Linked DNA regions of Homo sapiens: region 1 is linked to region 2. Evidence: read pairs that join two places in POLR2A ChIA-PET (ENCODE). Cell type or tissue: Caco-2. All regions are shown on one strand. Links, peaks and the distances in the headings refer to the core of each region. The heading gives the core; the rest is flanking DNA. Region 1 holds the start of DLX6 (distal-less homeobox 6). Region 2 has its middle 50 kb from the start of LMTK2.

Region 1 (2,901 bases), core at 57-2,556, 1.1 Mb after region 2:
GCCCACGAGCAGGCTGCGCCTCTCACGGCAACTTTGTCCCCCTCGGGTGCTGAGAACCATCAGCCCGAGGTTCTTTGCTTCCCCTCCACGAACAAAGGAGCAGCCAACACTGTAGCGAAAAGCTAGATAGGGGGCCCGGTCAGGGATGAAGGTGAGGGACACTTTAAAGCCCACTGGAAAGAGCCTGACTGTTACTAGTTTAACCAGAGCGAAAGCCAGGCCAGCTTCCCTCCGAGTCACTGAGGAGCACGGGGCGCCCCACGCAAAGTAGGCCACTGCCTGCCCAGCGTGGGCTGGGAAGCAAAACACGCTCCCCAGTTCCGGCCCAGAAATGTCCCCAGCCGGGTCAAACGTGGGTTACAGCCTGGAGGGAAGGAGCAAGGAAAAGGGCGCACAGACCCAGGAGGCTGGAGAGCGCAGTGTGGACTAACTCGTCGAACGAAGCCTGCGCCGGGCCCGGGACTCAGCCCGAACTGCGCGTCGGAAGCTGAGGGTCCGCGGCGGCGGGAAGGGGCCCGGCTGGGAGAGGCCGGCAGGCAGGCGCCAGGCGAGCGGGCGCGCACGGGGCCCGGCCAAGGGCGCGCGGGGCCGCCTGGGGGAGGGGGCCGGCGGAGGCCCGGGCGTCGAGGAAGTGAGCGGGCGGGCGGGGTAGGGGGCAGTCGGGAGGCGGGAGAAGCGAGCTGCCCCAGCGGCCTCTCACCTGTGTCGTCCCCTCGCGTCTGGGCGGCTGCGCTGCTGTTGTGGTAGGACTGGAGGTAAGGGCTGTGCTGCGAGTGGCTCATGTAGGGGTAGGCGGCGAGCGAGCGGTGGTTGTAGGAGTTCCCTCCGCCCGACGCGTAGGGCGAGCCGTGGTGGTGGTGCTGGTGGTGGTGGTGGTGGTGCGAGCCGGCCGCTGCCGCCGCCGCCGCCGAGTGCAGGCAGTGCAGAGGGTAGTGCGCGCCTGCCATGGCCGGGGAGCTCTGCTGCGAGTGCGGCTGCGGCGGCGGCGGCGGCGGCGGCGGCGGCTGTTGCTGTTGCTGCTGCTGCTGCTGCTGCTGTTGCTGCTGCTGCTGCTGCTGCTGCCCGAACTCCATGAAGGCGGATTTGGACGAGTCCTGGCCTTCCAAGCCGTCAGCCATCGTAGTCATGGTCATCATCAAAAACTTTGGGGGCTGGAGAAAGCCTTCTCCCGGGTTTCCTCCACCCTCCCCCACTTGGCTCGCGCCGCTCTCCCCTCTGCAGCCACCTTAGCTCTTTGGATCCTTGCAAAAAAAAAAAAAAAAAAAAAAAAGAATTTAAAGAGGGGGGTGGAGGTGGTTCTCCCTCTCCCTCGCTCTTCTCTAATATATATATATATTTAATATAAAGAGATATAGTGAGCGGGGCCTTGTTAACTCAAAGGGAGGAGGAAGGAGGAGGGATGGGAGAGGAGAGGGGGAGGGGGGAATCTGCTCTCCCCCCGCCTGCTTTCCCCCCTTGGATTTTTTGGGGGCTGGTGCAGTTTAAGGCAGAGATTTTAAGGTGGATTCTGCGAAAGTTGCGCGTCTGCTTTCAGACTTGATGCAGACGCCACGAGTCGAATGGTTTGTCTCCAAAGGGCAGTGCCTCCCCATTGGTCAGTCGCCCCCTGACGTCACAGGCGCACGGCTTCTACTGGCGTGTGCGCGACTTGCAGAGTTCTTCGCCTACCTTCCGCAGTTCCAATCCCAGCCGGAGCTGCAGCCGGGGGCCGCGCTGTGTGGCGCCCGGGGCCGTTGGGGAGGGAGGCGCCTCTGCCCGGCCGGCCGCCGATGCTTCCCGCCGCAGCTCGTGCCCCAAATCCCGGAGCCCCAGTTGCCAATATCTCAGCCTTGAAACAGCCAACTGGGGGCTGCTCTCTTTCAATCCCTTTGCACCCTTGTAGGTTGCCTGTGCTTAGAAGCAGTGACCCCACCCCCGCATTAAATCCAGGCCCCCCTTTCTTGACGTCCCTGCCACTCTGGTCCTACTACACTCTTGTGGGAGCTCCTTGTCACCGTGGATTTTTCTAGACGTATTTTATTGAAACCACAGAAGGAAGACGAACCCTCACACCTGGGCTCCACCCCACTGGGGGGTGGTACAGAAAAAGAAAAATCAGACCCTGTTCTGGCTCGGTCCCTGCCGTTTCAGGCCGTATTTCTTATATATTGTACAAAAGGTTGTGGGGGGGGGGGGCGTCTTTTTTTTCTTTTCAGAACGCAGCAGCGTGTTCTGAAAACGAATCGTTGGAGGACTGACAGTAATGCATTTTTTCCTATTGAAAACAGAAGCTACTGTAATGCTTTCAAATATATGCAAATGATACATGCGGTTAGTGGTTTGGCAAATCTTGATTACAATATAAACTACCCAAGTAAAAGTGCCTTCGTCCTAAATTTGTCTCTCGATTACAATTCCAATTGATTTTATTTTATTGTCAACATTGTTAATGATAAAAATAGAGTCGTTTTACAGTTATTTTTACTTTCTGGAAGGAGGCAATTAGAGTTCTAATCAGGAATACACAAAAATCTCCCATGATTAACTGCAGTACTTTGTTCAAATTGCTGCTATAAAATTCAGAACAATTTGCCTGTAATGATTATGGACTGGGTTTATTTTGGGAGGTGGAATAAAAGTGGATATAGCATAAATTATCCTCTAATTATACACCAGTGTCGCCTCAATTATCCTCTTATCAAAATGGTTGTCTAACTGCCGCATTTAGTTTCAATTCTCTCCTTTTTTTCTATAAAAAGAACTTCATACCTTGTTATTATTAATCCATTTATTATTTGCAAGGGGATTTATATCCGCACATCCAGGTGGTAGAACCACTTCTCTTTCAAAGATGGACTGGGGAAAGACATTAAGTTCGGAGCAGCCCAAGGCTGCGGATCTAGCCTTTCTCCCTCCGGTCTC
Region 2 (2,901 bases), core at 149-2,648:
CGGCCATACACCTCTCCCCATTCCTCTCCTCTCCTCCCACACTGGACTCCACCCATCAGCTATCATCTGCTTGAAGTCTTTTGTTTCTGGAAACTTCTGTTCCAAGAAAACCTGCCGAGCTCGTTCCCACATTGGGTCCTACATGGTCATTGTTCTCTGTTGCGGGACGTCCTTCTTGTGGCTCAGTCAGTGGTTGACTTTTCCTCCTGTGGGACACGTGATCTGGCAACATTTTGGTTGTGGGGACTTGGGGGCTGGGGGATAAGAAGAGGGCTACTGGCATCCAGCGGGCAGAGGCCATGGATGCCGCTCAACACCCTATTGGGCACAGGGAGCACAAGATAGCCCAGTTCCTCCAACTGCAAAGAACTATCTAGCTCCAAACATCCACAGTGCCCAGGTGGAGAAATCCAGTTTCACATCTTTCCATAACTCATTCCTTAACTCTGTCCTTTTTGCCTTTCAGGATTCAGCTCCAAAGCCACCTTCTCGCAGTGGCTCACACCTGTAATCCCAACACTTTAGGAGGCTGAAGCAGGAGGATCATGAGGTCAAGATTTCGAGAACTTCCTGGCTAATATGGTGAAACCACATCTCTACTAAAAATGCAAAAATTAGCTAGGCTTGGTAGTGCATACCTGTAATCCCAGCTACTTGGGAGGCTGAGGCAGGAGAATCCCTTGAACCTGTGAGGCAGAGGTTGCAATGAGCCGAGATCGCACCACTGCACTCCAGCCTGGCAACAGAGCGAGACTTTGTCTAAAAAAAAAAAAAAAAAGCCACCTCTTTCTCCAAGAGACACTGTCTCACTATCCATTGTAAAGTAGCACTCCTCCCCATCACCTGCCTTCATTTTCTTGTTTCGTGAGAATGGGGTCTCACTATGTTGCCCAGGCTGGTTTGAAGTCCTGGGCTCAGGCGATCCTCCCACCTCTGCCTCCCTAAGTGCTGGGATTATAAGCAGGAGCCACCATGCCCAGCCAAGCTTCATTTTCATCTACCATTATTACTATTGTTATTTTAAGAGATGGGGTCTCACTATGTTGCCCAGTCTGGTCTCAGGTTCCTGGGCTCAAGCAATCCTCCTGCCTCTGTCTCCCTAAGTGCTGGGATTATGGGCAGGAGCCACCATGCCCAGCCAAGCTTCATTTTCATCTACCATTATTACTATTATTATTTTAAGAGATGGGGTCTCACTATGTTGCCCAGGCAGGTCTCAACCTCCTGGGCTCAAGCAATCCTCCCACCTTGGCCTCCCAAAGTGCTGGGATTCCAAGTGTGAGCCACAGTGCCCGGCCTGGCCTCATTTTCTTCAGGACCTCATCATCACTTGAAATCATCCTGCTTATTTATTTTTTGTTGTTTTTGTCTGCCTCCCCGCTCCCAGCCCTCCCCAAGACATCCCAGAAGATTTTCACAGCCACTGTGGATGGGAATTATTACTGTCTAGCCATCTCCGCCCCCGTCATCACCCCCGCCACCCCCAGGGAGTCATTAATTGAAGGTTTGTTCTTTCCTTGTAGCCAGCAGATACTTTTCCCCCTCTCCTAGATCTCCTTCTGAAGGTGAGTGCTGCTGGCTTGGACCTGTCTGAACAAGCATCACTTTATGCGGTTTTACTGGTACTTTCTAGTCTTGCCAAGGCTGTGAGGGTGGCTGTAAAGACGGTCGGCCTAGCTTTGCGTTGGAACAAGCTATTGAGGCTGTCCTGTTCCTTCTGAACACGCCTCATTGACTGGGTGTTTCCCTGTGGTCTAGACATAGCCCTGGAACCAGAGCCGAGGCCAAGGTCCCAGCAAATCTAAACCTCCTCTTATTTCAGAATTAGAATCCCAAGATAACAGGAGAAGGGGAGCTGTTATGGGCTGATCATGTTCCTCCAAAATTCATACGTTGAAACCCTAACCCCCATACCTCCGAATGGGACTCTATCTGGAGACGGGGCCTTTAAAATGGTGATTAAGTAAAAATGAGCCAGTCAGGGCGGGCTTTAATCCAGTACGACTGGTGTACTTATGAGAATAGATTAGTGGCCAGGCACGGTAGCTCACACCAGTAATCCCAGCAATCTGGGAGGCCGAGGTGGGAGGATCACTTGAACCCAGGAGTTCAAGATGAGCCTGGCCAAACTGATGAAACCCTGTCTCTACTAAAAATACAAAAATCAGCCAAGCATGGTGGCACACACCTGTAGTCGCAGCTACTTGGGAGGCCAAGGCAGGAGGATTGCTTGAGCCCGGGAAATGAAGGTTGTGGTGAGCTGAGATGGCGCCACTGCACTCCAGCCTGGATGACAGAGAGAGACCCTGTCTCAAAAAAGAAGGAGAAGAAGAAGGAGGAGGTGGAGGAGAAGGAGAAGTGATTAGCACACAGACACACACGGAGGCTGACATATGAAGACCCAGGAGGAAGACAGCCATCTACAAGACAAGGAGAGAGAGCTCCAAAGGGCACCAACCCTGCCAACACCTGAACTGTGGGCTTCTGGCCTCAATAATTGTGAGACAACACATTTCTGTTGCTGAAGCCACCCGGACTGTGGTATCTTGTGATGGTGGCCCCAGAGAACTAATACAGGGGCCAGCCTAGGCTCTAACCCCTCACTCCTCAAGCACTGTTAGGAAGGTAGCCTCATCTCCCCAAGGGTCCTATTCTTCCTTTGTAGCAAGGAGATGGTAAGATGCTTCTACTTTATTGAGCTGCTATGAAGAGCAAATGAGATAGACCTGATGTTTGTTTCTTTTTCTTTCTCTTTCTCTTCTTCCTTTGTTCCTTCTTTTCTTTCTTTTTCCTTTCCTTTCTTTCCTCTCCTCCCTCCCTCCCTCTTTCTCTTTCTTTCTTTCTCTTTCTCTTCCTTCCTTTCTTTCTTTCTTTTCTTTTCTTTTTCTTGCTTTCTTGCTT

Evidence for each region. Peaks named below come from ENCODE experiments on the same cell type or tissue, not always from the same donor. Only the 100,000 strongest peaks of a DNase experiment are listed, where the experiment ranks them.
Region 1: POLR2A ChIA-PET joins it to region 2 with 16 read pairs; 2 of 35 experiments call an interaction of 5 or more read pairs at or near these places.

The regions. Positions count from the first base shown.
Region 1 is chr7:97,004,213-97,007,113 of GRCh38, reverse strand. It overlaps DLX6 (distal-less homeobox 6), which reads right to left and starts at 1,561. Exons shown (of 3, transcript NM_005222.4): 1 at 701-1,561. The coding sequence starts at 1,136. All of the region lies in intron 1 of DLX6-AS1 (DLX6 antisense RNA 1), which reads left to right. RefSeq lists a silencer at 711-810 and an enhancer at 2,123-2,844. In Caco-2, for the core only: no CTCF peak of the experiment used is centred there; DNase peaks (open chromatin) are centred at 723 and 1,613; H3K4me3 peaks cover 2,144 bases.
Region 2 is chr7:98,055,507-98,058,407 of GRCh38, reverse strand. No RefSeq gene overlaps it. Among named protein-coding and RNA genes, the nearest start is that of LMTK2, 50 kb to the left of the region's middle. In Caco-2, for the core only: no CTCF peak of the experiment used is centred there; no DNase peak of the experiment used is centred there.